Linked DNA regions of Homo sapiens: region 1 is linked to region 2. Evidence: read pairs that join two places in POLR2A ChIA-PET (ENCODE). Cell type or tissue: GM12878. All regions are shown on one strand. Each heading gives the region's core, and the rest is flanking DNA. Links, peaks and the distances in the headings are about the cores only. Region 1 holds the start of APOL1 (apolipoprotein L1). Region 2 holds the start of APOL3 (apolipoprotein L3).

The links. Peaks named below come from ENCODE experiments on the same cell type or tissue, not always from the same donor. Only the 100,000 strongest peaks of a DNase experiment are listed, where the experiment ranks them.
Region 1: POLR2A ChIA-PET joins it to region 2 with 5 read pairs; 8 of 35 experiments call an interaction of 5 or more read pairs at or near these places.

The regions. Positions count from the first base shown.
Region 1 is chr22:36,241,036-36,256,930 of GRCh38, reverse strand. APOL1 (apolipoprotein L1) reads right to left here and starts at 3,798. Exons shown (of 6, transcript NM_003661.4): 1 at 3,712-3,798; 2 at 1,932-1,994. The coding sequence starts at 1,975. RefSeq lists enhancers at 1,437-1,936, 3,686-3,745. In GM12878, for the core only: no CTCF peak of the experiment used is centred there; a DNase peak (open chromatin) is centred at 6,470; H3K4me3 peaks cover 560 bases; H3K27ac peaks cover 3,166 bases.
Region 2 is chr22:36,149,377-36,165,267 of GRCh38, reverse strand. It overlaps APOL3 (apolipoprotein L3), which reads left to right and starts at 4,513. Exons shown (of 4, transcript NM_145639.2): 1 at 4,513-4,599. RefSeq lists enhancers at 2,910-3,069, 3,021-3,594, 7,914-8,517, 8,492-8,611. In GM12878, for the core only: no CTCF peak of the experiment used is centred there; a DNase peak (open chromatin) is centred at 2,507; H3K4me3 peaks cover 1,892 bases; H3K27ac peaks cover 2,755 bases.

The DNA of each region.
Region 1 (15,895 bases), core at 4,050-8,049, 88 kb before region 2:
CCAGTGTGTATTGCATGTCTGCGATGTGCAGAGCCTCTTACATGTGTCTCATTCGATGATCACACACAGGCCAGGAGATGGGTACCACTTTCCCATTCAAACACAGAGGAATCCACAAAAGTTAGGGAACTTGCCAGTGTTTTTACAATAGTGCTAGAGCCAGGACTTCTGCTTCAACCCCATGTTTTCAATGACTGTGCTCTACTCCCTTAAATATACAATATTGAGTCATGTATACACGCTCATGGTAAATGACTCCTCATTGCAAATCCTTGTCTCACACTCTGTGCTCAACTCTTCATCTTGGTGAATTCACTGGTGCTGCACTGGACAGCCTGTGTCCCCGTTGCTTCTCTAAGATTCTTTGTCCCACAAAGACCTGGATCTTGCCAGATGCCAGCCCAGCCCCTGCTGTGGCTGCCAAGCCCTCCTGGTGCTGCCCTGTCCCCTCTGCTGTCTTTCCCTAGCTGATGGACCTCAGGGTGTTTCTAATTCCTCATATAAATTATGCTACAAAGAACATCCTTCTTCGCATAAAACTTTGCCCACATTTGAGATTATTTCCTTAAGATATTTGTAGGAGTAGAATGAGCAGGTCAGAGGCTATCAACAACTCAAAAGGCTTTATACCTAGAGCCACACTGCAGGCAAATTGTACCAATTCACACTCAAACTAGCAGTATATGAAGATGCCCTTTCTTTCAGTCTTACTGGCTCTCAGTAGTCTCTTGTTTAAGACAAAAAAAAACCAAAACATATACACAACATATAAATATGAGAACTAAATATACTTGTTATCAACACCAATTAGTACAAAATTTAAAGCACAAAGGTAGCAGTTGGGATGTGAAGCACTGAACGAAGGAGAAGGAGGATTAATATTATCATTTTTTTAAAGAGGGAAGTTAAGAAATACTGGGTACAACTGAGGGTATATGAAAGTTGTAAGTAAATTATTTACAGCTACAAAGTTGCTAATGGAAGACATAAAACTGGTGATAGAATGTTAGGAAAAGGTGGAGAGGAGAGATAGAGGGAGGGTACAAATAAGATGAAAATGACTAATAATGATACTATAAATAATAACAATACCATTTCAGGCCCATCCCAGTTAGGGGCGGCTCCAAGCATTACCATTGTTCTTTTCTCACCGTGTGTCTCTGCGCACTCCCTGGCACACCCACTTCCAGCAGCTGGTCTTTGTTTGCAGACTTTATTTTAACAGCTCAGTGGTTCCCGGGCCCCCTGATGGGGTTCCATCCTCCAGCTCTCATACTAAAGCCCCCTCCTCAAAAGCCACTCGCCTCCCTCTTTCCCTTTCCTGCCTTTGTCTCAGGGTTCAGACACACAGATGTTTGTCTTCTGGGGACTCCATGCAGCAAGGGTAAAAGGGGGACCCAGTCCTGGGCAGCAGTTCACCAGGGGAGTATGCAGAGGGGCGTCTGGGCCCTTCTTGCTGTAAGGGACAAGGGTGACAGGAGAGGGGCATCCCTTCGCCTTCTTCCTGCTTTGTTCACTGTGTGATCCCCTAGGCCAGGGGAGCCATCTCAACACCATCTCATGAGCCATGAGGACACAGGAGGACCAGGAGAGAGCAGAGGAGCAGGAGGGTAGAGAGAGCTGGTGCCTCGGATTCCCCCGACACTTGTGAGGAGCTGCACCCTGGATCCCATCCTCCTTGGTCATTGTTGGCCTGGCTCAGACCCTGACCTGGAGCCTCTGCTGAATATTGAGGCCGGATATTGACCGTTAGCCTCAACTAGGATACAGCGGGTCCTCCCTGGGCGAGTCTGCCGGTTGGTCAATTCCGGGAAGTGACTTTGGTTCCTAGAAGAAGCCCAGATGGCCCTGGCCCAGCCCAAGCCCAGTCCAATTGTGCAGCCCAGACAGGGAGCCCTCCCTCCCGCCTCAGGGCTCTGAGCCAAGCTCACCAGATGCAGAGGACAGAGACTCTCAGCAAAGCAGCTCCCTCCATGTCGCTGCAGGGCCTCCTCCTTGAGCAGGAAAAGAGGGGTTGAGACAGTGTGCTCCTCCTGAGAAATCACCATTTTCATTTCATTTTTTTTTTGAAATGGAGTCTCGCTCTATCACCCAGGCTGGAGTGCAGTGGGGCGATCTAGGCTCGCTACAAGCTCTGCCTCCCGGGTTCACGCCATTCTCCTGCCTCAGCCTCCCGAGTAGCTGGGACTACAGGTGCCCGCCACGACACCCGGCTAATTTTTTTGTATTTTTAGTAGAGACAGGGTTTCACCATGTTAGCCAGGATGGTCTCGATATCCTGACCTCGTGACCACCTGTCTTGGCCTCCCAAAGTGCTGGGATTACAGGCGTGAGCCACCGCGCCCGGCCTTTCGTTTAGTTTTTAATAAACAGTTTTGCTCTGTCACCCAGGCTGCAGGGCTTTGACACCATCCTAGCTCATTGCAGCCTAGATCTGTTGGGCTCAAGTGATCCGCCTCCTTCAACCTTCTGAGTAGCTGGGACTACAGGTACACACTACCATGCTGGGCTAATTTGTTAATTTTTGATTTCATAGAGACAGCATCTCCTGTGTTTCCCAGGCTGTCTTGAACTCCTGGCCTCAAGTCATCCTCCCGCCTCTGCCTCCCACAGCACTGGGGTTACAGGCTTCATCATCTCTTTTTGGTGAAGAACAAATAAGACCATGACTCAGATTTCACAGAAATTACCCCCCTGATTTCATGGACTTTTGGCAGCTCTATCAGGTTTTTTACAGGGGAAAATACTCAGGCTGGGAGGGGAGGTGAATTTCCCAGAGTCACACAGCTCTTGGAGGGCAGAGGGGAGGCCAACATCTGCCCTTGTGACTCTAATATTGAAGCAAAAATGTTTGATTTTAATAATCCAAAAGTTTCCAGGTTTGATTCTCCTTCTATGAACACAGAGATCTAAGCTCTCACTCCTGTAGTTATACTCACAATTCCACAGTGTGGCTTTTGAATCTCATGATTGCAAAGCTGGCATCATGCCACAGGCACCATTCTGCAACGCACCCTTCTCACTCCCCTGTCTCAGCCACGTTTCCCATTAGGGACACAGCACAGCCTGTTTCTTCTCCATCACCCCAGAAGTCTGAACAGAGGGACAGAGGTGAGGGCCAGAGACGTGGAGTCCTATGATCTACCTGCTCAGCCTCCTGACACGGGACCCTGGGCAAGTCATTCCGCTCCCAGGGCCTCAGTTTCCCCACAGGGCCTGGCACAAGTTGGTGCTCAGACTCAGGGTGGGTGAGATGACCTCTGAACTCCTTGTACCTGAAAAAAAATTCTGTTGCCCCCATTGGGCCTCAGCAGCAGCACCCTGGGGCCAGCCTTGGTGTGGCCTGGCCATAAGAACAGGCTGGGATCTGGGTCACCTCCTCTCCTCCACCTTCTTTGGTTCCTTCAAATTTCCCAAAGAGATGGGCACCCCCAACACAAACCTTCCTTCTGGGTTCACTCAGTCGTGTCTCAGCAGTCAAAACCAGGGCTGAGCCCAGGGAGCTTTGTGAACCCATCTGAGCTGTTTCCCCAACCCTCTATAGTTTAAGAGCCCAGCAGGAGAGGGGAAGCAATCAGACTCAAGCCTGGGTGCAAATCCAGGCTTTGCCGCTACTTTCCTGTCTATCTGAACCAGTCACCTAACCTCTCCCAGCTTATCTACAAAAGCTGTGAGAATAAGATGGAGGCAGGTCAACTGTCCCCAACTTACCAAGGAATCTTCCCCTGGCAGAGACTGAGCAAGATCCAGCTGTTCTGAGCTGTGTGGATCCCACCTCCAGTTATGCGTCTGTATAATAACCAGACAGGTCCTCCAGTCCCCAAGATATACCGAGGAATTCGAAAGGGAAAGTGAAAGTCACAACTTCCCAGCAGCTCATGACCAAGCACAGCAAACACGCTCCCCTCCACCTTCAGTCCAGCCCCACCCTCCTTGCTGCTGCCCTTAGAGGAGCAGCCTGAGACCAGACATCCAGATCCCTCTCATCCAACCCACCTGCCTCGCATCCTCAGGGCTGGGGGTCTGCTGTGGTCTCAAGGAGAAAGACCTGCCACTGACATACTATGGGACCCTGCAGATTACTCCCCATCCTCCCGTGCATCCACATTCCCCTGATGCCTGCCTTACTCCTGCCCGTGCCATCGGCATAAGCACAGTCTCCCACACATGCCTTGTGGATGCTTATTGTATATTTATTGTAATGCCGTTGGGGTTATTTTGGTTATGTTTTTGAGACAGGGTCTCAGTCTGTCACCAAGACTGAATTGCAGTGCCACAGTCATCGCGCACAGCAGCTTCAAACCCCTGGGCTTAAGCCATCCCCCCACCTCAGCCTCCTGAGTAGCTGGTTCTACAGGTATCAGCCAACCACCCAGCTAATTTTTAAAAAAATTATATTAGAGATGGTGCCTCACTATATTGACTGGGCTACTCTTGAACTCCAGGCCTCAAGTGATCCTCCCACCTTGGCATGAGCCACCGCACCAGGCCTGCTCTTGTTGAAGGCCATGCCTTGTGGCTTCTAGATATTTGCTTATATGGGGTCTTCTGCCGGGAGCACCTGCTTCCACCGCCTGGAAAAATCATGCTCATCGTTCAGTGACAAAATCAGGCATTGCCTCCTTTCAGAGATCCCCCAGCATCCTCCCCAGCAGAGGCCACTGCCCCGTGTTCCACTCCCGAGGCACACAGGGTGGAGGGACTAGAGACCACTGCTCAGCCACACTTCCATGACTAGGAAGTCATGCAACCAGATTGCTATTGGACTTTTGTGCTTTGCCCCAGGCAGAAGGGCCTCAAAGGCAGCTAAACCACAGAAGCCAACCTGACCCTTCCATGGGGGCCTATTTCATCCTGAGCAAACATCTCTGGGGGCATCGTGTCCACCTCACCCCACCCATACACACACACACACCAGCTTATGAGGCAGGAAGAGAATGGTGATTACACAGGGACTGCACAATACACTTTGCAATACATTCCATTTGCAAATGCTTCTCCATTTGATTGAGTTTTATAATCATCCCCTCAATGGGCCAGGATTATGATCTGATTTTGCAGATGAGGAAACTGAGGCAAGAAGAGAGGACGTTGCTTTCATCCAGCAACTCAGGGAGGAGGCAAGACTTGTAAACCAAAGAGGGTCTGGGACACGTCTCAGTCAGTTTAGATGTTTACTCTGCCAAGGTTGAGGATGCACCCAGGAAAAAGTCACACAAGTCACAGGAGGTTCTGGGGTCCACTCGTTTTTCACAGAGGGTTTTGAGGCCTCCAGTATTTAAATGTGTAAAATCAGGCAGGAGTGGAAGGAGGAAAGGAAAAAAGACAGGATAGGTAATGAGGTGAGTGGTCACATTCTTGTGAAGCTTTGATTAGCCCTCCTTGAATCCACAGGTTGTCTATGAAAGGAGGGGGTAGAGGAACAGTCAATTATTCATTCGTCTCATGCACAGTTCGTCTACATTTTATATAAGATAAAAATGAACATAGAGTAGAGGAAGCAGGCATATGTGCATTTTTCTGAGGGTGGGCAGAAGTCTTGTTATTTATCATGTACCAGTAAAGATAAGTTGCTAATTTGCATTGTCACAATGAAATTACACAAAGTCTGCCTCAGGGTAAAAACTGCTGGGACCCACAAGGAGTTTCCTTGTGAGCAATTTGTGAAGGAGGCTACCTGGGGAACATGTTGCCTTTTGTCTTCGCAAATATCTGCTTAGAAGCAAAAACAAAGGCAGGTTTTGGAGTGACTCCGTTTCTAAGCTTAACTGTTTCCAGTGAGTTTTGGGGTCCCAAGATTTGATTTTCCTTTCACGTTTTCTCCTTGTTCTTCAACAACTTTTTTTTTTTTTTTTTTTTTGACAGATTCTTGCTCTGTTGCCAGGCTGGAGTGCAGTGTTGTGATCTCGGCTCACTGCAACCTCCACCTCCCGGGTTCAAGTGATTCTCCTGCCTCAGCCTCCCAAGTAGCTGGGACTACAGGCACGCACCACCAAGCCCAGCTAATTTTTGTATTTTTAGTACAGACAGCGTTTCACCATCTTGGCCAGCATGGTCTCGATCTCTTGGCGTTGTGATCTGCCTGCCTCGGCCTCCGAAAGCGCTGGGATTACAGGCGTGAGCCACTGCGCCTGGCCGTTCTTCAACATCTTTTGGACAAAACACTGTAGAAGCAAATGAGTCTCTGGTCACGAGTTTGGTCTGAATTCTATTGTAGCAGGACGAGCTGCAGACAAAACCTCTCAGACACCGAGTAGTAGAAGGAAGGGCTTTATTCAGCTGGGAGCATCGGCAAGCTACTGCCTTAAAATCCGAGCTCCCTGAGTGCACAATTTCTGTCCCTTTTAAGGGCTCACAACACTAAAGATTTCACACGAAAGGGTCATGATTGATTTGAGCAAGCAGGCGGTACGTGACAGGGGCTGCATACACAGGTCGTCAGGGGGGAACAGAACAGGGCAGGGAGTTTCACAATGTTCTTCTACATAATGTAAGGAATCTATGAATAACATCGGCTTCTGAATCATAAGTTGATTTTTAACTAATGGGTTTAGGCCAGGCGGGCCCAGGCCTGGTTTCGGGCCTGGCGCCGGGCTGCCTGTCTTTGGTTTTACTTCCTTGTTGTTTTTTCTTAAAACAGGTACTGAGTACAAAACAATATAAAAATAATATGAGAGGGTCTTTCTCTTCCTTCACTATAACACAGTTTTCAAGCTTCAGTTTGCAGGACTTTAAGAAAAGCACAGTTTGGATTTCTGGTGATTCCAAGTCAGAAAAATGAGAGAAAAAGAAAAGCAAAATATTAGTTTGGAGACTTGTGGCCAGGAAAGAATTCAGTATGTAGTCCAGATAAACTGTGGACAAACAATACGGCTAGAAAACAATGGAGAAAGCTAGAATCCAATAACAGGCATTCTCTAGTTTCTTTTGAAACATACCTTTTCTCTCTCTAGTCCTGTATTTCTACCAAAGACAAATCATAGTAGGGCTAATTTATTTGCAACAGAAGTTTTAGTCTGATGGTTCTTGGCCTGATCATTTGTATAAAGTGCAGCAAGAATACTTATTTGGCATATGGGCTCCTTTTGGAAATTGACTTTGCTACAATATTTTCTTTTTCATAAGATATCTCAGAGTAGGCCTTTTAAAATCTCAAGCTCAGCCAGTGATTTATATTTGCCTGCAGATGCCTATATATATTAGGTGAGTTCCTTTCTCCTCAAGGTCCCAAGGTAACTTGGGCTTCCTGGGCCTGTCAGAAAGTGACATTCTTTACTTACCACAGGACAGGAACCCTGTAAAGGAACTGTATAGGCAAAGTTTGAGGAAAATTTTTCAAAGAGGCTTTCATCGGCTCTATAAGCCAGCCACCATTACTCAAAGCAGCCTACGTACATGTGGAAATATGCCATGCCAGTCAAAGCCTTGGTAAAATAACCAGTGTCTCTAGTTGTGTCCTGTTATGAAAGAAAACAGATTCCAACTGAACTTATGCAAATAACTCTATTGCCATGAACTAAGAATACTCACAAATAGTTTCCAAATTCTGGAGAAATCAGATAGTGAGAAAGAAATATGCTTCAAATTTTGCTCACAAGAGTATACTTTATTCAATTGTTAAAAGCTACATGGAGCCCAAAGGGAAAAAGAAGTTTTCTTGACTAAGAAAAACAAAACAAAAGAATCAGTCGTATATTAAACAAAAAGTCATTAAAAATTTATTTTTGTTCTCCATTAATTCATTCCCATGTAATAACCTTCTTCCACTTGATATTGGGTTAGCAATCTTCATGACCACATCAACTTTTGAATTACAGTCCTGGAAGATTTATTTTTTTCTTAGTCCGATGGCACAATCTGTAGCTGATCATAAACTGTTTTTTGAGATGTAAAGTAAACACTTTTTGCAGATAACAAAAGTATGAGAACAGCATTGGTAAAGACACATTCGACAAGGAAATTACTTTATTTCTGTGGCAAACAACTACTTAACATAATAATAATAATAGTTTCTGATAACATATGCCAAGACATATTAGACCTATAGAATCTCGTACAATTTTGGAACACATATTAATAACACATTTATATAAACATAATCCAAAGAATGTTAAACACCGTTTTATATTTGTCATGCTGGACCCCTATGCTAATGAGCTGACAGGACACAGACTTGGAGAGACAGAAGAAAAGACCTGGAGACAGCAGGTGAGACATAAGCTTTATTCAGGGAGCTTATGTACAGGTTGCCCAGGAGCAGCAGGCAAGACAAGAAATCCCCTCCTGTTTGTCAAATGCATGCAGGTTATATGATATTCTTCCCAGAGCAACCTCCACTTAGCACCTCTGCCAGGAAACCTCCACCTAGCCCAAAACAAAAGGTCTTGATTCCTTGCACAACCTCTGATCCAAGGAACAGAGTTCTTCATAAGTATGATGTAAACATCTGGATTGGCCATTCCCGGGATCCATACCTTGGAACACTGAGCAAAAATTCACCAAGGAATGTAGGGTTATTCTTAGGGGATGCTTCAGTTATTGCTGTCTGACGGGACATGCCCACCATGCTCTCCACACCCCTGCATAGCCTTGAATGGCCCTCACAATCTCATCACACTGTTTTTCTGTGATTTTCCTGGGGCCAGTTTTGTGGAAGAGCATTGCAGCCAGACACCCCAGCAGCAACACTAACCTCAACAAAGGATTATGAACGCAATTGCAATTACGCTAGATACAAAGTTTCTCCACGTGTCTGGGAGTTGATTAAACCATGAGGTGATAAGATCATAAGACAAAGACTCTGTGGCTGGACTCTGGGTATCTAACGTCAGCAGAGCCTGTGTTATGTTATGAGAGTAATGAGGGCTATATACACAACATTTTGTTTTAATTAATGCACAAGCTCCACCATGGGCAGCAGTTGTATGATTTTGGGTCATACGATTTTGCAGAGGAACATGCCTGATCTGGGTGGTTTCTTGATTGGGAAGTGTAAAACGATGGTGAGTATCATTGAAGGCTGCAGCTGTGTGTTTAGCCAGCACACGAATTGCAGCTCTGCATTTACAGTTGCCACTTTGGAGGCAAAGATGGCCAAGGGGTAGAACCACCAGTATGCACATATCTGGTAATCTCTAGCTTTTACCGTTTTCCAGTTACTGGGGGTCGTGTCTAAATGGGGAACTATATACTGTGGCAATTAAGGATGCCCTGAGATGCATCTGCCAGTCCAGTTGAATGGCAAATAAGGCCAAGGGTGGGTGACACAGGCCCACAGCCATCTCCATCTCCATGGGGATTGGTAGGCACCCATATGCAGAGACTTATTCTACCAACCCAGCCATGTATCATTGCTTAACCCAAGGGCTTGGTGACATTGTTGTACAGGTAGTCACCCCATATTGTGGGGTTAGCCGGTGATGTGCTGTCATTGTGTCTACCAATACACAGTTGCACAACTGACTACCTGTATTTGTACTATGGTTGTTCTGTCTGCTGTTATAGCTAAGGTGCAAGTTTACCCATGCCCCACTGCACCAAAGCAATTGCAAACCTTCCCCGGCCTCTGGGAATAGAATCTTCACTGCACTACAATTGCGCAGTGAAGAATTAACTTTATCCCAGGAGAGGTCTTCCCATTGTCCCCTACCCCTGCGAAGTGATCTCCAGGCCCCTGGAATGCCCTGCCTGGTAGGAATGTCTTTGTTTCCCTGGTGGTTTGGCTACAGGACAGTATAGCAAATGTGATGGATGATGGGGGTTTGGGGCTATTGGGTATCTCTTCTCACCACCAGAGGATCTGGGGACTAAAGGTGTGAGACCTCAGGGAGGGGCTGGAAACTCCAGGTCAGCCATGAGTGCAGCCTGTGGTCAAGCCCCAGCAAACACTCTGGACACTAAGGCATGGGTTGAGAAAGACTTTCTGTTTGACCAGACTCCAGTTGGGCTCTTCTGAGCCTCTTCTCCTCTAGGCACCAACCTTGGCCTTCCATGCCCATCCCGTGCTTGCTGGGCCTGCACAACCCTGGCTCAGCAAGAATCCCCCCGAGTCAGTTTAGGGAGGGTCCTCCCTTCTTACTGTCTGAGCACACTTGCTATCTGATCACTCTCCTCACCTGCCCCTTGATGGGTGAGTGTCTGACCTGCCTTTAGGGAAAATCCTGTTAGGCCAGTTTAGCATGAACCCCCGACTCTGGTGCCTCCTGTCAGTCCTGTTCCATCTGCTGCCCCTCACTCTGGTGTTGGCTGTGACTCCCCCTCTGTCTTTACTGTATTGGGAGCTGGGCTCAGTCTCCCTCCCCTGTAACAACAATCCTGAATAAAGGCTTTCTTCCTGATTTAATGTGATTCACAGGAATTTTTCCTTAACTGGGTGAGCTTCCCTGGTTGGCAACACCCCATGTGTTTTGTCCCACATTGACACAGGAGAACGCAGCCTCCTGAGGACAACGAAGCTTCACACCTGAAACCCTCCTAGACTCTGCCCTGTGTGTCTTCCTTAGGCTGATTTTAACCTGTGTTTTTTCCCTGTGATAAACCACAGTCATGCAATAACAGTTTTCAGTGAGTTACGTGAATTCCTCTAGTGAATTATAAAATCTAAGGACGGATTTAGGAATCCCCTTAAATTTGCAGTTAGTGTCAAAGATAAGGGTGCCCTCAGACATTGCAGTTTTGGTAACTCTGAGTACTCAGAATTCAAACAAAACCAAAAACAGACCTACACAAGATCACTTTGCCTGGCATCTGCTCTCTTCCAATGCCTCATGCCCTTTGACCTTCTGACTGATGGTCACTGGTTCCAAGCACCGCACCAGTTGACTGGAGGAGGAGACCTGGCTATTAGTTTTGGAGAGTCCACATGGATTCTCCAGCCACCTTACTGCCTCCTGACCTACCACCTGCACCTCCAACCTTCCAGGTCTCACTTTCAGATGTCACCAGCCTAATCGATGCCTAAGGAGTGATGGCTTCACCTCTGTGCTTGCCAAGGCCATGTGCAATTTTATGGAGCCTCTAGAAGACTCAAGACACTTTCAGAACCATCTATATAAATTGCTAATGCTGAAAAGACCTGAATTTGGACAAGATGGTAGACGAAGTGTTTTCCTCTTTGGTTGGCAACTTATGGGTTTCCTCAGAACCCCTGAAATTACAAAAATTGGCAGCCACCCATTCTGACTCCGGAAGTGGTCACTAAGCCACACTGCTTTCCCAGGGTCAGGGGCTACTCTATGTAGAACACAAGAGGGTCCCAAAGGGCACGCAAAAACTCCACAGTTCTCACAGTTCTCAGGCTTGGTGTGGGGGAAACCGTCACTCACGGCCCACTATGCCAATCACTGATGGGATCAAATCAGGGAGGGAAGAAATATCCCTCTCCCACTCATGTGTCCTCTGCAAGTCAATGACCTCCTTACGTTTGGTGTCCTTGGTGCCTCCCTCCTCTCACCCTAGTCCTGGCCCTGGTGTCCCAGCCTTCCTACTTACCTTCCAATTAGGCCCACTTATGCCCATCCTGACCCCTGGTTCTGCCCCTGGTCCAGGTCTATCTGGACTTTTCGGCAGGATCATGGTACTTGGTCCCCCACCTTTGACCTGGAGTTCACTCTAAGGCCTTCACCATCCTCCTATATGATTGAATTACTATTCCCATTGGACAGATGCCAGACGCCAGATGCCAGTCTCCAAGGCATAATCCTAGAGGCCCACAGCTGTGCAGGGACAGAAGCCAGGATCCATCCCAGCTCTGATCAACTTCACTCCAGCCTCTCCATGTCCTGGGCCAGCAGAAGGGTTCTGCTGTGTTTGTGCAATTCCTCAGATGGGGAGGAAATAGGCCTGGGCCAGAATCGCCAGGAACACACATTGATTTGGTCAGGATTTTTCTGACTTGTCCCAAAGGAAGTGCTTCTTGGCTTTCATCTCCAAGAAGGAGAACTTTGGCCCTGGTCTCTTCCCACCAAGCTTTTTAAAAGTTAATGTTAGAAGTCTGAGGAAGATGGCAGATAGGAGACAGGGCTAACATGCAGCTCCCACTTGGAAGGACCGGACAGCATGTGGAGACCCACATCATGTAATAATGTGTGCCAAGAACCACCACAGGAATGTACCAGGAAAACTGAAAGAATTCACAGATCCTTTGAAAGAAGTGGCATGCTCCTTGCCAATTCTATGAGACAGGCAAAAAACTGGGAGTTCCCAAAGTGTGAGGGAGGGAAAATCTGCCTCCAAACACACATCGCCCCTGGGGAATCTGAAAATCCAGATTACAGGAGAGGGATTTAACCTTACCCATAGCTGAAATGGATTCAGAGAACCATGCAAAATGTAAAAGTAGAAGCAGAAGTGGGAAGAATCCTGTAGGCATTCCCAGTGTCCAGCTCAAGCCCAGGGCACCATCCCTGGCGGTATCTCACAGAGGCCTTTGGGGAAAGCAGCCAGCAGAATTTGGGAGGGGTCACAGGGTGAAAGAAGCTTCCAGATGGATTTTCTAATAATTTCTACTGGGCTTGAATTTTCTTGAGCAGAATCCAGGGGGAGAACAGGAACTTCTGCAAATATGAGCCCAGGAGCCACCACTGACACTGTGGGCAGATGGGGAGAGGCAAGGCCTGAAAGCCATGCTTGCTTTCTCAGTGGAGAAGCTTATGGCCTGGGACAAGGTCTGAGTTCTGCGCACAGGCTGCCTGAATCTAAACTTGGCATTGTTAGTGGGGCACTGCGGGAGCAAGGCCAGCCTTGCCAACTGCATGTGATCTGGGTGAGGCCTCTCGCTGCCAGCTATCCCCCACTTCCCTGGCGAACTATATGGCACAGCAGAGGCAGCCATAATCCCCTCTGTAACAAACCCCATTGGCCTTAGGACAATCTGCATCCCTCACAGTGGCCGCAGCAAGCCCTGCTTAAGGAAAGTCTGAGCTCAGACCCAGCTAACCCTGCCCTCCACCTGATGGTATTTCTCTACTTATCCTGGTAGCTGAACACAAAAGACATAAACTCGTGGGAGCTTTATGGCCCTGCCAATCACCTGAGAAACTAGAATACTTACCCTGGTCAACCTAGGGCAAGCTTGTATCTCCCTTCTACTACCGCAGCTGGTGCTCTCTTGAAAGTGCCACTTCCTGGCTGGAGACCAACCAACTCAGGCCATTACAGCAACTCATGACAGAATAACCCTATTCCCAGGAAGGAGAAGACAAGAGCTAATACCACTGCCCGCAACATCCTGACTGACCAGAGGTCCTCAGTCTCTCCACATGACAGCTTCACTGCTAGCATAACCAGCATTGGAGAAAACAGCACACTAAAGAGAACTACAACCAATGACTCTCACGGAGTCTACTTCACTCGCCTGTCACCTACACCAGAGTAGGTGCTGGTATCCATGGCTAGGAGACCAGAAGATGATCACATCACAGGACTCTTTGCAGACATTCCCCAGCACCAACCCAAAGGCTGGTATAGCCCCAGTGGGTGGCTATACCCAGAAGAGCAATAACAATCACTGCAGTCTGGCTCTCAGGAAGCCCTATTCCTAGGAGAAGGAGAGTACCACATCAAGGAATAACCCGTGGGACAAAAGAACCTGAACAGAAGGAGTTGAGTTTCAGATCTTTCCACTGAAATAGTCTACCCAAATGAGAAGGAACCGGAAAAGTAATTCTGGTAATATGACAAAACATATTTCTATAACACCCCCCAAAGCTATTGCTAGCTCCCCAGCAATAGATACAAGCCAACAAAAAATCTCTGAATTGCCATATAAAGAATTTAGAAGGTTGATTATTAAGCTATTCAAGGAGATAGCAGAGGAAGGTGAAAACCAACTTAAAGAAATTTTAAAAAATACAGAATATGGATGAAAATTCTCCAGAGAAATAGATATCACAAAGAAAAAACAATCACAGCTTCTGGAAATGAAAGACACACTGAAAGAAATACAAAAGGCACTGGAAAGTTTCAACAATAGACTAGAACAAGTAGAAGAAAGAACTTCAGAGCTTGAAGACACAGCTTTCAAATTAACCCAATCAGACAAAGACAAAGAAAAAAGAATTTTAAAAAATGAGCAAAGCCTCCAAGAAATTTGAGATTATGTTAAATGGCCAAATTTAAGAATAATTGGTGTTGCTGAGGATGAAGAGAAATCTAAAAGTTTGGAAAACTTATTTGAGGGAATAATTGAGGAAAACTTCCTTGGCCTTGCTAGAGATCTAGATATCCAGATACAAGAAGTTCAAAGAACATCTGGGAAATTCATCACAAAATGATCCTCACCTAGGCACATGTCATCAGGGTATCTAAAGTCAAGAAGAAGGAAATAATCTTAAGAGCTGTGAGACAAAAGCATAAGGTAACCTGTAAAGGAAAATCTATGAGATTAACAGCTAATTTATCAGCAGAAACCATACAAGCCAGAAGGGACTGGAGTCCTGTTGTTAGCCTCCTTAAACAAAATAATTGTTAGTCAAGAATTTTGTATCCAGCAAAACCAAGCTTCATAAATGAAGGAGAGATAAAGTCTTTTTCAGACAAACAAATGCTGAAAGAATTCGCCACTACCAAGCCAGTACTACAAGAAATGCTAAACGGAGTTCTAAGTCTTGAAACAAAACCTCGAAATACACCAAAATAGAACCTCCTTACAGCATATTGTTTTATAAGCCTTAGGGCCTATAAAACAATAACACAATGAAAAAAATAAGGTATTTAGGCAACAACTTGCCTGATGAATAGAACAGCACTTTATATCTCAATACTAACATTGAATGAAAATGGGCTAAATGGTTCACTTAAAAGGTACAAGGGCTGGGTGCAGTGGCTCACATCTGTAATCCCAGCACCTTGGGAGGCTAAGGCAGGCAGATCACGAGGTCAGGAGATCGAGACCATCCTGGCTAACACAGTGAAACCCCATCTCTACTAAAATACAAAAAAAAAAAAAAAAAAAAATTAGCCAGGTGTGGTGGTGGGCGCCTGTAGTCCCAGCTACTCGGGAGGCTGAGGCAGGAGAATAGCATGAACCCAGGAGGTGGAGCTTGCAGCGAGCCAAGATCGCACCACTGCACTCCAGCTTGGGTGACAGAGAGAGACTCCATCTCAAAAAAAAAAAAAAAAAAAAAAAAAAAAGGTACATAATGGCAGAATGGTACCGGTATAAAAATAGGCACATAGATCAAGGGAACAGAATAGAGAACCCAGAAATAAAGCCAAATACTTTCAGCTAACTAGTCTTTGACAAAGCAAAGAAAAACGTATAGTGCGGAAAGGACACCCTATTCAACAAATGGTGCCAGGATAATTGGCAAGCCACATGTAGAAGAATGAAACAGTATCCTCATACAAAAATCAACTCAAGATGGATCAAAGACTTAAATCTAAAACCTGAAACCATAAAAATTCTAGAAGATAACATCGGAAAAACTCCTCCAGACATTGGCTTAGGCAAAGAATTCAGGACCAAGAACCCAAAAATAAATGCAACGAAAACAAAAATAAAGAGATGGGACCTAATTAAAGTAAAAAGCTTCTGCACAGCAAAATAAATAATCAGCAGAGAAAACAGACAACCCTCAAAGTGGGAGAAAATATTTGCAAACTGTGCATTTGACAAAGGACTAATATCCAGTTTCTACAAGGAACTCAAACAAATCAGCAAGAAAAAAAAAATAATCCCATCAAAAAGTGGGCAAAGGACATGAATAGACAATTCTCAAAAGAAGATATACAAAATGAAATGGCCAAAAAAATATGAAAATGTGCTCAACGTCACTAATTATCAGAGAAATGCAAATTAAAACTGCAATAAGTTGCCACCTTACTCCTGCAAGAATGGCCATAATTTAAAAATCAAAGAAGAATAGAAGGGTGCAGTGGCTCACACCTGTAATCC
Region 2 (15,891 bases), core at 94-4,093:
AGATTAATAATTTGTTGAGTAATTTTTAAGAAGAGTTTCTGGGCAGTAAAAATGGAGTTAAGGAGGTCCTCCAGTTCCCGTGCCAATACCAGCCAGAACGCCAATTATAGTCAGTGCTGTTAAAACTCCTCTTTCAGTTTTACCAGATTGAGCGTGTATAGGGAGGGGAATGCTATCGATAAGAGTGAGTTTGGGGATGATGTAAACTAGGGCCAAATCCCCGTTTAATTAGCAGACAAGCAGAGATATGCCTTGTTTCTATACAAAAATGTGATTTGTCATGTTAAGACAAATATCAACAGTGATACTAAAGTAGGGTTTTTCCATGCTGTGTAAGTCTGCTTTAATACCCTCAGAAGTGGAAGTCAAGGCTAGTTCATGTAATGGGGGAACACAGGCAGTACTTGACAGAATGAAAGAGGAATCAAAAGCCCAATTAGAGGAAGGAGTGATGGGATCCCAACCAATATTGTGAAATTATGGGGAGCTGCAGTTTTTTGCAATGATTTTGCCCGAAGTTGTGAGACTGAAACCAGAAGTTGTTATGTTTAAAATGATATTCTGGTGTGGGTCTGGGGAAAAGGGTAGATCCAGAATAGCTGGCTTCTTTCCACATAGTGGTTCTGTTGGGGGGCTTGGGAAATGAATAAAACACAAAGAAGAATTAGAATATCAGGTATGTTTGCATTTTTTGTTGTCAGTGACTAAGCTGACACATAATTGGGTGGAAAATAGGGTACAAGTGTGATTGCAAGCCTTGGAAATATTAGGAAAAAATCCAAGTAATGGCCTCATCCTCAATGAAGATAGAAGACAAAGGAGTGCTTAGTCAGATAGTATTACAGATAGACGACAGGTCCTCGGAGGTTGTAACAGGTTTGTTGGTATAGACTTTTAAGGAGTATGCAATTGACTGTGGGCTCGACCCTAGGATTGACAGCTTATTCTGGTCGGTTAACAGAAGTGGGGGCTGGAAATGTTTCTGATTGATTCCACTCAGAAGCAGGAATGGAAATGGCTGATAGACCTCTGCTAGGGAAGGTGTAAACACAGATTCAACAGTTTCTGTGATGTTGTGCAGTCCGTTGATGTTGTGTTTAAACAAGGTTTTAAAACTTCTTTGATGGTAGCTAAATATGGGTGTTGGAAAAAAACATTAGGAGAAATGATTGCAAGGGTTAATCTAGTTTAAAAAGCAAAAATATTGGTTACTGCATTTAAAACAGCTATTTTAGCATAAAAAATTATTTCACCCATTCAGGAGGAGGCAATTGAACTGCAAATATATGAGAATAACTATAACAATCCAACTTAAAGCTAATATTTAAAAAAAGGCACTAGGGAAAGTCAGTGGGCATTACTTATTTTTTGGCAGTCTTTTAAAGAGAGGCTTGAGGTCCACTAAAGTCTCACAAGTGTATTTGTCTGTGGAGACATCATCAGTTTGGGCAGCCCTCTGTGGTTTTACATAGGAGTGTGGATGCAGCTGGCAATCCAGAATACACAGCACTGAGATCAAGGTAGTCTCGACATCCCAATATCCTTGACCATTACCAGGAGAGAGTGTCCCCTGCTCTTTAGATGGAGGCTCCGCCTCCCCTGGGGCAGTCTGTGTGTCTCTCAAGTTGTACCTATGTGTGGACCATGGCTGTGCCCAGCATGGAGACCCCTTCCTACAGTGGGTACTACAGCCTTGCTGAAAACATTTGTCCCCTAGATTCTGAATAAAAGTGGTTAGAAAGAAAGAAAAGAAATGAAGCTCTGTTCAAAAGAAAAAGGAAAAAAAATTGCAAAACGATCTTCAGAAGCTGTGCTGCTGCCTATGGCAGTGTGGCAGGGAGGGGGCCTCGGGTGGGGTGAGTGCCCAAAAGGGTGGGCGAGGACGATTTGGGGAGTTCTCCAAAGGTTATGACCCACTATGGGCCTACCCTTCGTTCCCGGCTGTAAACCTCTAAACTTAGCATTTATCCAAGCTATCCCATGATCTGAATCCCAATCGGCTCTCTTAATCAGTAATTTTAAAAATTGCATCCAGCCAAAATGCCCAGTCTAAAGGGAGTTGAGGGTGATTCCTGGCTCTGTGGCCAGAGCATAAGAAACCATTTTGCCTCTCAAAGCTTCCCTGGGCTGTTAACAAGCTCTGGGCTTCAATGGCCACTACAACCTAATGAAGTTGTTTAATCACGTTAAACAGCTAATTAAACCTAAATCCAGAGAAGATTTCTCTAAGCCCTTCTCTAAAAGTTATTGGTGGCATGTTGGGGGATATACCCCCTCTCTAATGCAGCAAATACAACACTCATTGCAACTTCTCTTAGCCAAGCAGCGAAACATAGCACAAACATCTTGACCCAAAGCGAAAGGAAGCATTTTAGCAAAATATGTTTCAGTTCCCCAAGCTAAAATCAAGCACATATTAAAAGCCATGCTGAACGTAAATCATCCAGGTCACAGCACTAAGATATTACCAGGAATTCTGCGCTGGGATGGATCCTTTAACTGAGGAGATTAACAGAGCTGGAGTTCTGGACCAGTAATCTCAGTTCTTCTGAGAGTGAGCAAACAATTGCAGGCTAACTCCAAAATGCAAGCTCAAAGCAAAGTGTATTGAAGCACAGTTAGACACTCTCAGAGGGACAGTGGGCTAATTTCTGTGAAGTGAAGTCAGCCCCTCTATATAGAGTTTAAGGTGCTTCTGTGCGGTTTGTGGAGAGAAGTTGAGGTTGGGGCTGTGTCTGAGTAAAGGACGATGTCATCTGATTGGCAGTTTATGGTTATATAACTAAAATTAGGCAATGCATGTTTTTACCCATAATTTTCACAGAAAAGCCCACTCTGGGGCTTTTGTATAATAAAACCACATTTTATTATAATGATGGTATAATGAACTTGGGGTGACCTGAGGGCACAGTTTCATGTTACTGGGCATGTGCCCCTTTAGGGAATTTCCACCTGTGCCCTAGTTTCTCTTTCTTCAGGATGTGCTGGCCACAAACTATACCACCAACTTCATCAGTTAGGGGGGTCTTAGAATGGCTCTGGGGCTGAACTTAGGTGGGCCAGGAGCTGTTGCAGTGACAGGCTTTCTGCTCTCTTTTCTCCTCCCAGCTGCTAATGTCTACTTAACTGCCTGTTGGGAGCTGAAAAGGCCAAAGGGATTGTGACCAACTCAGCATTTCACTGGAGGCTATATGATCAAACAGCAAACTGTTTATCATGAATGCGGGATGTGGGTAAACTCACACTGCACCCGCCGCCAGAAGGTTTCCTGAGGGCCATCACTCCCTGGTGCTGGGCTCCTTGAAGTTATCTGTTGGGATATCTAGCACCTATTATTTGAAGGATGCAGTCTTGCAAGCCTGCTGTGAACCAAACGGCTGACTGACAATTACCTGACAATCACCCCCCCACCTTTTTCTCGTCATCTCTTTTACCTAATAAACTCAGAGAGCTTGAAAAGCTCAGAGCCCTTGTTCACTAGAAGCAAGGAACCCCCTGACCCCTTCTTCCTAATATACTCTTTTGTCTTTGTCTTTTACTCCCACATCCGCCCCCCACTTTGTTCAGTCAACCTGGGACTGTGGCCAATTACAACAGCCTAACAAAAGTGCCACAGGAGTGGAACATGGGGCAGTGGGCTCTGCTGAAGAGGATGCTAGGGGGCTTCTCAGGGGAGGAAATGCTAGATTTGCATTCTGATAGAGGAGCGTGACTTTTCCAGGTGAAGGTAGCAGGTGCTCCTGGCAGAAGAACCCACATAAGGAAGTGTCCAGAAGCCACACAGGTATGGCGTTCGACAAGAGCAGGTCTGGAACGGTGGCTCATGCTGAGGCAGGAGGATCATTTGAGGCCAGAGTTTGAAACCAACCTGGTAAAAATAGTAAGATTTCACCCCTTCAAAATCATTTTTTAAAAGTAGCCAGGCCGAGTGGCTCATGCTTGTAGTCCCAGCTACTCAGGAGGTTCATTTGAACCCTGGAATTTGAGGCTACAGTGAGCTATTATTGTGCCACCGCACTCCAGCCTGGGTGACAGAGCCAGACCCCATCTCAAAAACAAAACAAAACAAAACAACAAAATAACCCCAACAGCAATACAATCAATATGCAATAAGCGTCCACCCGGCATGTGTGATGGACTGTGGTAATGCTGATGGCATGGAGGGAGTGAGGTGGGCATCTGGGGAGTGTGGTGTTATTGGGGGTGGGGAGTAATCTGGAGGGTCTCATAGTCTTTCAGTGGTAGGTCTTTCTTCCTGAAGACACAGCAAACCCCCAACCCTAAGTATGGGAGGCAGGTGGGTTGGCCAAGAAGGACGTCTGGGGCTGCTCTTGGATCAGCAGGAGGGTGGGACCAAGGGTGCTGCTGGACCAAGGATGGGACTGGGCCAAGGGTGGGGCTGGGAAGCATCCTGTTTTGCATGTTTGATCAGGAGCTGCTGCCAAGTTGTGACTTTCACTTTCCCTTTTGGGTTCCAGGGTATATCTCAGAGCCTGGAGAACGTGTCTGGTTATTATGCAGATGCACGGCTGGAGGTGGGATCCACACAGCTCAGAACAGCTGGATCTTGCTCACACTCTTTCAAGAGAAGCTTCCTTGGTAAGTTAGGGGTGGTCTGACCTTCCCCATCTCCCCATCCTCACAGCAGCTCTATAAGAGAAGGGTCATTCACCTTTTGTAGATGAGCTCAGAGAGGTTAGGTAACTGACTGAGGTCACATCTCGGTCCATGGCAGAGCCTGAATTTGCACCCAGGTTTTAGCTGGACTTCTCCCTCCCTCTCTCTGGGCCCCCAAACAGTAGAGACAGAGGCAGAATCAGCTCAGCTGGGTTCACAAAGCTTCCTAGGGCTCAGCTCTAGTTCCAGCCTGCGTGAGACATGGCCCGGTGACCCCAGAAGGAAGGCAGATGTTGGGACTGTCCATTCCTTTAGAATATTTGGAGGAACCAGAGAAGGTGGAGGACAGGAGGTGATCCAGAGCCTGGCCTGTCCTTCTTGTGGCCTGGCCACCCTGAGGCTGGCCCCAGGGTGCTGCTGCTGAGGCCCGATGGGGACAGAGGATTTCCTTTGAGATACAAGGAACCTGGCTGGGCGCGGTGGCTCATGCCTGTAATCCCAGCACTTTGAGAGGCCGAGACGGGTAGATCACTTGAGGTTAGGAGTTCGAGACCTGCCTGGCCAATATGGAGAAACCCTGCCTCTACTAAAAATACAAAAAATTAGCTGGGCGTGGTGGCACAAGCCAGTAATCCCAGCTACTTGGGAGGCTGAGGCATGAGAATCACTTGAACCCAGGTGATGAAGGTTGCAGTGAGTCGAGATCGCACCAGTCACTCCAGCCTGAGTGCACTCCTGACAGAGTGAGACTCTGTCTCAAAAAAAAAAAAGAGAGAGAGAGCGAAAAGAGATAACAAGGAACCCAGAGGTTGTTTCACCCACCCTGACTCTGAGCACCTACTTGAGCCAGGCCCTGTGGGTAAACTGAGGCCATGGGAGATGAGTGACTCGCTGAGGGTCCCATGTCAGGAAGTTGAGCAGGTAGATCACAGGACTCCATGTCCCTGACACTCACCTGGTTCCTTTTCAGGCCTCTGGGTGATAGAGAAGAAAGAAGCTGTGCTGTTCCCTAGTGGGAAAGATGGCCCAGACAGGGGCAGTGAGAACGGCATGTTGCAGAATGGTGTCTGCCACATGATCCCAGCTTGACAATCATGAGATTAAAAGTCAAACTGTGGAAGCGTGAGCATAACTGTGGGAGCGTGAGCTTAGCCCTCTGTGTTTGTAGAAGCAGAAACAAACCTGGAAGATTTTGGATTATTAACATTATACTTTCTTGCTTCAATGTCAGAGTCAGGAGGTCAGGTGTTGACCTTCCCCCTGCCCTCCAAGAGGTGTGTGACACTGGGGAAGTCACTTCCCCTCTCTGAGCCTCAGGGTTTTTCACCTGCCTTAGGGGGTTAGGATGCCCTACCCTGCTGACCCCCAGCAGGCTGCTGACCCCATCTGGGGTGAGGTGGGAGGCGGGGCAGTGCGAGTCAGGGGAAAGTTGACATTGCAGCCCAGATGCCTGCAGGGGCTGCAGGAAAGTGGGGAGAGCTGGAGGCCTGCATGGGCTTCTCAGATCCAGGTGATGCCCAGCAGGTGAGAGGGTGGGCCTGGCTCCTCAGAGCTCAGATGACGGAACATTTGCTATAAACTCAGGTGCAATTACATTTGACATGCTGGCAACCAAATAAAAGGCAAACCTTGCATATGCCACACACACACTCACAAATTCACACACACACACACACACACACACGCACACTCACACCTGCTATTCAGATTTCACTTCATGGAGCCCTGTGTTTCTCACCTCTGTGTCGTGGCCTCGAAGGGTCTTTGATTCTGTGCAGCTTCTTTTCCTCCTCATTTCTTTAAGGGAGGCATCGCATTCATTAGTCTTTTTTTTCTGACGGAGTCTTGCTCTGTCGCCCAGGCTGGAGTGCAAGTAGCACCATCGGCTCACTGCACCCTCCGCCTCCTGGGTTCAAGTGATTCTCCAGCTCACCCTCCTGAGTAGCTGGGACTACAGAGGCGTGCCACCACGCCCGGCTAATTTTTAGTATTTTTAGTAGAGACGGGGTTTCACCATGTTAGCCAGGATGTTCTCGATCTCCTGACCTTGTGATCCACCCACCTCCGCCACCCAAAGTGCTGGGATTACAGGCATGAGCCACCGTGCCAGGCGCATTCCTTAGTCTTAATGGGCATAGTGTTAGGGACCCGCCTACTCCCTATGGCAGGAGATTTAGTGATTTCTCCCTTTTTGGTGATAGAAACAACGCTGCATGGCACCCTCTAAAGCCCCTGTCCCTGCACACTTGCCCTCTGCTCCCTGGAGGCTGAGACCTAGGAGTGGGTGCTGTGCCATGACGTGGGGGCACTTTGTAAAGTGTGCTGAGTATCGCTGACGATCCTCCAGGACACCAGAACCTTTCACACTCCATCAACAGTGAAGGGGCTTGTGCCACCTTTACCTCCCTAACAGTGGACATTATTAGTCACTTTAGGTTTGGCTTATCTAATGTTTCAAAAACGTATGTCTCTGTGATCACTTACATATATGGTTCAAAAGTGAGCTTGAGTGCCTTTTCATATGGTTAACGTTAATTTCTATTTCTTCAGATCCTATCTTTTACCCATTTTTAAATTTTATTTATTTATTTATTTATTTATGAGATGGAGTCTGGCTTTGTTGCCCAGGCTGAAGTGCAGTGGCGCAATCTCAGCTCACTGCAACCTCCACCTCCGGGGTTCAAGCAATTCTCCTGTCTCAGCCTCCCAAGTAGCTAGGACTACAGGCGCGTGCCTCCACACCTGGCAAATTTTGATATTTTTAGTAGAGTCAGAGTTTCACCATATTGGTCAGGCTGGTCTCGAACTCCTGACCTCAGGTGATCCACCCGCCTTGGCCTGCCAAAGTGCTGGGATTACAGGTATGAGCCACCGCACCTGGCTATATTTTTAGAAACTTGATTTCAGTCTTTTCATGTTGATTTGAGCATTTCTTGTGGATTGTGGACAGTTACCTTTGCTTTAAGTATTGCAAACCGTGCTTCCTATTCTTTCATTTTATTCTGGCTCTTGAATGATGTTCTTTCTAATTTTTAATTTGTAAGAGGTAAAACTCTATTCAATTTTCCCTTTAAGTCTTCTGGGAATTGAGTTTTGATTCGAAAGGTCTTCCCAACTCAACATTGTTTTTAACATTTCTTCTAGTATAGTTTTAATTTTTTCTTTCTGGGGTACACTTAGATCCCTTTGGGATTGATTTACTTATTTTTGGAGAAGAATTTGTTTCTTCTTCTTTTAAATGTAGGACCTATTTCATGGGTACCTACTACAGACAAAGAAGAACAAGACTTTTTTGTGTGTATTCTAAGGCACAACAAGTGCAGGAAGGAAATGACCTCTTTCCCGTAAAAGTCCCTGGCAGTAGTTGGTTGCTGCATAAGAGTGTCATGGACCCGGAGGGAGCTGGGCCCAGATGCAGGCCTGGGCCATTGCCGTGGGGGAGGGGAGGCTTGGAAACCATGGCTATGATTCAGAGGTTAGCTGGCTCGCGTGTTTTTAGAAATTTCTTTTTTCTTTCTCCTCGTACAAAAGTAATAAGACTGGGGAGGACACGGGAGAAAATAAATGGAAACTCAGAAACCTGATAGAGCCACCAAAAGTACATGAAATCAGAGTCATGGTCTTATTTGTTCTTCCCCAAAAAGAGATGAGCATCTAGATAGCAAGGAAAAACATTCAATCCCTCAACTGAAAGTGAAACTGAAGCTGGGCCATGTTGTCCAGAGGCTGGTTGCTTTTAGTCCAAGTGCTGCCTCCCACACCTCGGATTTCAGCCAGGCTGTGCCACGGAGGGCAGAGGCCACCCAGGTCAGTCATAGGGGATGCAGCTGGGAACACCGCAGGGTCCCTGCCGGATGCTCAGAGTTTAACGGGGAGACAGAGGCCCAAAGAGCCACACAGAGGTAGAGCTGCCCCCGGAAAGCAGAGTGCTCAGGGAGCCTGGGGAGGGCTGGGGGACGCTGCAGGGTCCAGGCAGCTTTGGCTGAGCCTCTGAGGATGGGTGACTTGCACATGGTGGGGAAGGTGGGGGAGGCATTCCAAGGGGAGGGAGCAGCCTGAGCAAAGGCCTGAGGCTGGGAATGGGAGTGGGGGGAGTAGATGGGCTCTGGGAGGCAGGGAAGCAGGGCGTCAGTGTGTACCTGGACCCAAGGTGACTGTGTGGGCAGGGAGCAGTGAGGAAAGTAGGAGCCCGTGTGCCCAGTTAAGGGGTTGAACTTGACCCTGGCAGGTCATTAAAGATTCCTCAGGAGACCTAGGTATTGTGGCTCAGGGCTGTAATTCCCGTGCTAATGCACGAAGGCTAATGCAGGAGGATCCCTCGAACCCAGGAGTTCAGGACAAGCCTGGGCAGCATAGCACGACCCCATCTCTGCAAAAATGAAAATAAAAAGATTGACTGACATAGTGATGCACTTGTAGTTCCCACTACTCAGAAGGATGAGGCAGGAGGATCGATTGATCCTAGAACGTCAACACTACAGTGAGTTATGGTGGTGCCACTGCGTTCCAGCCTGGGTAACAGAGCAAAAAAAAAAAATATTGAAAATAAAAATAAAGATTCCTCAGGAGGAGCACGGTGTCTTCACCCCTCTCTCCCTCTCTCTCTGCCTAAGGAGGAGGCCCCACAGCCACTTGCAGGGAGCTGCTTTGCTGAGAGTCTCTGTCCTCTGCATCTGGAGAGCTTGGCTCAGAGCTGAGGCAGGAGGGAGGGCTCCCTGTCTGGGCCTCCTCCAGGAACTAAAGTCCCTTTCCGGGAATTGACCAAACTGCAGGCTTGCCCAGGGAGGACATGCTGTGTCCTAGTTCAGCTCGAGGGGCAGTATCCAGCTTCAACCCTCAGCGGATGCCCCAGACAAGATTCCGAGCCAGGCCAACAACGCCTAAGGAGGACGAGACCCTGGGTGTAGCTCATCAGAGGTGTCAGGTGTGGTCTGAGGCCCCAGCTCTCTCTGCCCTCCTGCTCCTCTGCTCTGTGCTGGCTCCTGGTCCTTATGGCTCATGATGTTGAGACAGCTGCCCTGGCCTAGGGGGTCACACACTGAACAAAGCAGGAAGAAGGGGAAGGGGAGCCCTCCTTCTATCACCCTTATCCCTTACAGCAAGAAGCACCCAGAAACCCCTCAGCACACTCCCCTAGTGCCTCTATTGGCCTCACTGTCACCATGGTTGCATGGGGGCCCCAGACAATAGACACCTGGATGCAAGATCCCTAAGACAGAGGCAGGAAATAGGAAGAGGGAGGTGAGAGGCTTTCGATGAGGATGCTTCTACACATGACCTTGAGGATGAAAACGCATCAGGGGGTCCCGGGAACCACTGCGTTGTTAACATAAAGTCTGGGAGCAAAGACCAGCGGCTGGAATGGATGTGCCTGGGAGCCAGCTGAAACAGATGCAGCCGAAGCCACAGTAAAGAAGAAAGAGATAGGGGCCTGCTTGGAGCCAACCCCTACCTTTGAGGGGCCTGACAGGGCCACCTCACAGCTGCCTGGGCTTGTTGTTGCCTCCTCACTACAGAAACCATGGAAGTCTCTAGAGTCAATGTTTCCAGGCTGGGGCTGCCAGATCACTCCTGTAGGTGGTTGAACCAGTTGAGTTCATTCTTCTCAGTGAGGGGGACACAGGTGGAGGTCCATCGGCACCTCCATAAGGGGTGCGAGAAGGAACCTGTTAGAATATCTGGGTTCTGGCTGGGTGATTGGCAGGAGGGCCTATGAAATGGAGCCCACTCTGGATTGGGTGTTGCAGAAAGTGGGGGGCAAGTCTACCAGTGGGTATCTCAGCAAATCTCATCTAGAGAGAGGGAGACCAGGAAGAGGTTAGAGTTGACTTGGTGTAGAAAAAACAGGCATTCTATTTAGCCAGGAGAGGGAGTGTTTGGTATTTTGTGGGTGGAGCAGAGACTCAGTTTCTGTCTATACTTAGACAGTATTATGAAGTCTAATTGCTCTGTCTCATTTGCTCACAATCTCAGAGTCACCCTGTGTGTGGTTACTATTCTGTGACATTATTTCTGTCCATAGGAGAATAACACAGCCCTTCTGGGAGTCCACGCCAGCTTCCAAATGTCTGTGGCAGCTCTTCCTTCATTCTCAACACTTACGAACAGGAACATAAATAAATAGAAGGAAAAATATCCATTTATATTAAGATGCTCTTCTTGTTAAAACCAATTAACAATTAAACATTCTCTGTTACGATAAGTCTTTGCATTTCAAGTACCCTGTTTTAGCCTTTTCTGTATACTTTTCTCAAATGTTCTCACTTGAATGTTAGTATCAACCCAAGGCCTTTCACAGATTCATCTTGGACCAAGTAAACATGATCATAATAATCACAATCAATTATTACTGTTGAATATAAGCGGTATAAACCAAAAGTAAGATTCTAAGCCTCCCCCTCATTTAAAGGACTTCCTCCTCAGCCAGGGCTCTTAAAATTTAACCTGAAAGACTGGTTCAGGCCATGAAGGGAAATGGGGGTCAGACATGCTTCATTATGCCTCTCTGGCATTAATATCAACACAGGCTTTCAGTCTAATAAGAAACATTTTACAGCCTGTTTCTCTGTGAAGCCTGCTAGCTGAAAGCTTCATCTGCAGGATAAAACTTTGGTCTCCACAACCTCTTATCACAACTCAAACATTCCTTCCTATTGATCTCCGGTCTTTAGACAAACTCAACCAATTGTCAACCAGAAAACGTTTCAATTTACCTGTAGCCTGGAAACGCCCACTTTGAGTTGTCCCGCCTTTCTAGACCAAACCGATGTATTTCTCAAGTGTACTTAATTGATGTCTCATGCTCCCTAAGTGTATAAAATCAAGCTACACCCCAACCACCTTGGGCACATGTCATCAGGACTTCCTGAGGCTGTGTCACAGGCATACGTCCTCAACCTTGGCAAAATAAACTTTCTAAATTAACTGACACCAGTCTCAGATTTTCCGGGTTCACAGCGGTTGGGACTGACCAGTGGGCATCCCTTTGAACACTGCTCTGAACATCTTTGGAAGCGTCCTTGCTTTCTGGGGTAACACATATCACAGTCTGGGGAATTTGGTTCCCCACAAGACGTCTTGGTTCCTTTGGGTGGAAAAGAAGCCCGTATGTTGAGTGGCAAGGTGCCACTGGAAATTATACTGATTCAAGATAGGAGTTCACTCTGATTATGCTGTTAATATTAACAGTTTAACATAAAATGACAACATCCGTACTTTTCTTAGCAGCTTGGTTACCCCAGCCACCGAGGTTTCTCTGAAGCTGACATTTCTCCCATCAGGAGGCAGGTGTATTTCTCTTTGGCACTTGCTCACACTTCTCCATCAACTTTAAGGTGGTGGCACCACAATCCAAACCATTATTGAGGTTAGCAGTTACTAACTACTATAAAGTAACTTCTGTTTTGTTAAAATTTAAAAAAATCAATTAATAAGTGTATACGGTTCAGACAAATCATTTAATAAAGAGGGCTCCACTCACTCCCTTCCCAATTAAAAGCAGCTAATTTTGATGTTCAGATTTTCCTTTTTTTATTTTCTGAGACAGAATTTCACTCTTGTTGCCCAGGCTGGAGTGCAATGTAGCTATCTTGGCTCACCACAAACTCCACCTCCTGGGTTCAAGCGATTCTCCTGCCTCAGCCTCCTGAGTAGCTGAGATAACAGGCATGCACCACCATGCCCGGCTAATTTTTTCATTTTTTTAGTAGAGACAGAGTTGCTCCATGTTGGTCAGGCTGCTCTCGAACTCCCAACCTCAGGTGATCCACCCACCTCAGCTTCCTAAAGTGCTGGGATTACAGATGTGAACCAGTGTGCCTAGCCAGCTTTTCTTTAGGGAGTAAATCATTTTCTTTACATAATATTCTTATGCTAGCAGATGAAATAGAGTGAGAGTGCATGCTCTGGAGATTGGGCACTTGAGTTTGGCTTCTGGCTGTCACTAGCTAGGGGCTCCAGGTGAATTACTTAACTTCTCCAAGCTTTAGTTTTCCCCTCAGAACTATTAAGATGATAACAGTGCCTACGTAGGATGGTTGTTGTGAGAACTAAACGTGAGTTTATTTAACTTTATTTCTTATGCCCTTAACTGTAGCCAGTATTTCTTGACTCTTCACTTTACAAAATGGCCATATTAATCCTCCCCCTCCTTCCTTCAGTGTTTCACCTCCCACCTTTACCATGGAACATTAATTATACTGACTGGTAACAAGTAGATTTAGTTCTCATATGTAAATGTTCTGTTTTGTTCTAAAAGTTAAAAGTTAACCAAGTGTTTACATTTTGGTGACGCTTTAAATCTTGCTTACTGTTGAGCTGAGTTGTACAATATGGTTGCACATGTTTTGCTGCACGGCTTTAGTTTTTCCTGATGTTTCTAATTGCCTTTGTTTTTTCCCCCTCTTGTACTGTTTGCCTTCATGATTTCCTCAGTTTTTCTCAAACTGTGAATTATATGCAATGTTCTATCGAGTCCCCTTTCCCTACAGAGCCCTTTCCTTCTTATTCTATCCTGGACTGGTTGCTTTCTAGGCCTGCTGCATGCCCAGCTGTGATCCTTGCATTTCCTTCTCCCTGGGTTGATTTTTCTCTTTCACGTCTTTTTCTCTCTTGGTTTTCCTTATCCCCTCTCCATGAGTGTGCGTGCACACACACACACACACTCACATTCTTCCTCCTCTCAGCCTCCACAGCTCATTCTCAAGTAACTTTCTTTTCTGTTATTTACTTGTTTTTCTTTTAACAGAGACAGGGTCTTGCTCTGTGACCTCTTGGGCTCAAGAGATTCTCCCCAGTCAGCTTCCAGAGTAGTTGGGACTAGAGGCATGCATCACCACACCTGGTTCATTTTTGTATTCTTTGTAATGATGGGGTGTCACTATGTGGCCCATACTGGTCTAGAACTCCTGGACTCAAAGAATTCTCCTGCTTACCCTCCCAAAGTATGGGGTTATAGGCATGAGCCACCATGCTCAGACTCAAGTAGCTTTCTATGTAATTATTATGTATGGTAACTTTCTTATTCTATATCTAGCTCTGTTTTTGTTTTTGTTTTTTTCTTTTTCTGTCATCCTTTTAGTTGATTTTCTGGAAAGCTTCCTTGCCTATCTTTTTGAATCTTGTCCTAGAGTTGTTTATTTTCTCAATCACCTTTTAATTCTCAAGAAGTCTTTTTTGTTCCATCATCTTTGTTCCTTTTCAGTACATAATGTTCTCATTTATGAATAAAACATTTTTATGTCCCTGAGGACATGGGTTTGAGTTTTTAAAAATTATTTTCTATTTTCGCAATCATCCATTTCTTCTGGACTCATTTTTTACTTGTTATCTTGACCTTTTCCCCATTTTTTGTCTTTCTGCTTTATCTGATCCTAGATCTATTCATATTAAAGAAAGGGGCAGGTCCACTGGCAGTCTTCCCTGTAGAGTGATGAAATGAGAACTCCTTGGCATCAGGATACAAAGATATTATTTCTGGGGCCTTTAGATGCAGTTATGAAGTCTCTAATTTTTTCCATTGGTGTAGACTCACGGCTACTGTGAATCCTGTATGGGTCGTGGGGCTGGTGAACTTCTCCCCTCTCTGAGGCTCTGCTTAGCAGGCAATTCTTGGCTGAATGTGCTCTTGGTGTTGCTGTGGATTGCAGATCCCTTTACCCCTCTCTATTCAGTTGTCACTTCTTCAGCCAGTTCTGTCTTCCAAATATCTGTTGAAGTCTCTGATCTCCTGTTTTCCTCATTCAAATTTTCATATGTATATATTTTTTGAGACAGAGTCCCAGTCTGTCACCAGGGTGGAGTGCAGTGACCCAATCTCGGCTCACTGCAACTTCTGCCTCCTGGGTTCAAGCGATTCTCCTGCCTCAGCCTCCCGGGTAACTGGGATTACAGGCACACGCCACCACGCCCAGCTAATTTGTGTGTGTGTGTGTGTGTGCATTTTTAGTAGAGACAGGGTTTCACTATGTTGGCCAGCATGGTCTTGATCTCCTGACCTCGTGATCCACCTGCCTCGGTCTCCCAAATTGCTGGGATTAAGGCGTGAGCCACCACAACTGGTCCATTCACATTTTCATTGGCAGCAGAGGGTGCAGAGGCAGTGTGTGTGTTCTTGAGTCCGTCTGGTTGGGTGGGAACCCAGTCTTTACACCTTAGTAGATTTCTGAGATTGGGCAAGTCGCTGAACATCTGTTTCAGTTTTCTTATCTGAAAATGGAAATACAAATGGTACCCACTTAATAGGCTCTTGGAAGAGGACTGTGAGTTATTATTTATAACATCTTAGAGCAATTAGTGGTGCAAAGTCGAGTCCACAAATGTTCACCCCTATTTCTCATTGACTGTTATTATACCTATAAGTGCCTTGACTAACACTGTAGTCAGATCTTGAAGGGATAGTCAATAAATGTTCTTCTACCTTCTTAGAACAATGCCTAAACATAATCAACATTTGCTTTCTTTTTTCTCATTTCCCAAGGCAAGATCATCACAAGCAGAATGTGAAGAGTGTTTCTCTGTATAAAGATCAGCATTTATTTAGGCTGGTTGTAGTGGCTGATGCCTGCAATCGCAGGACTTTGGGGGGCTCAGGCAGGAGGATTGCTTGAAACCAGGAGTTGGAGACCAGCTCTGGGCAACAAAGCAAGATCCACATTTCTAAAAAAAATTTTTTTTTAATGTGCCTAGCGTGGTGGTATGTACCTGTAGGGACAACTACTTGGGAAGTTGAAGCAGAAGCATCACTTGCAGCCAGGACATACAGGCAGAAGCAAGGGGGACAAAGGGTGTCCAGCACAGCACCAGTGAATTCACCAAGACAGACACTTGGGCATAGAGTGCAAGACACAGATTTGGAATGAGGAGTCATTTACAATAAGCATGTATGCATGAGTCAATATTTTTATATATTTAAGGGAGTGGAGCCCAGTCATGGAAGACATGGGATTTGAATCAGAAGTCCTGGCTCTACCCCTATTGTGAAAACATGGCAAGGTTGCTTAACATTTGAGGTTTCTTCTGTTTCAAAATGGGAGCCACGGTTGCACCCATCTCCTGGCCTGTGTGTGATCATCGAATGAGGCACATATGAGGAGCCCTGCAGATCACAGACACCCAGTACACACTGGCTATTATCAATTAGTTATCACACATGTTGCCAGGCCCAGGTCATTGTCAGAACGTTCCTTCCCATCTCTATTTCGGTGTATAGACTCTGTAGTTTCTGTGATTATCAGATGTCCATCCCTTCCTCTGATTATCTTCTCTTCATACCCC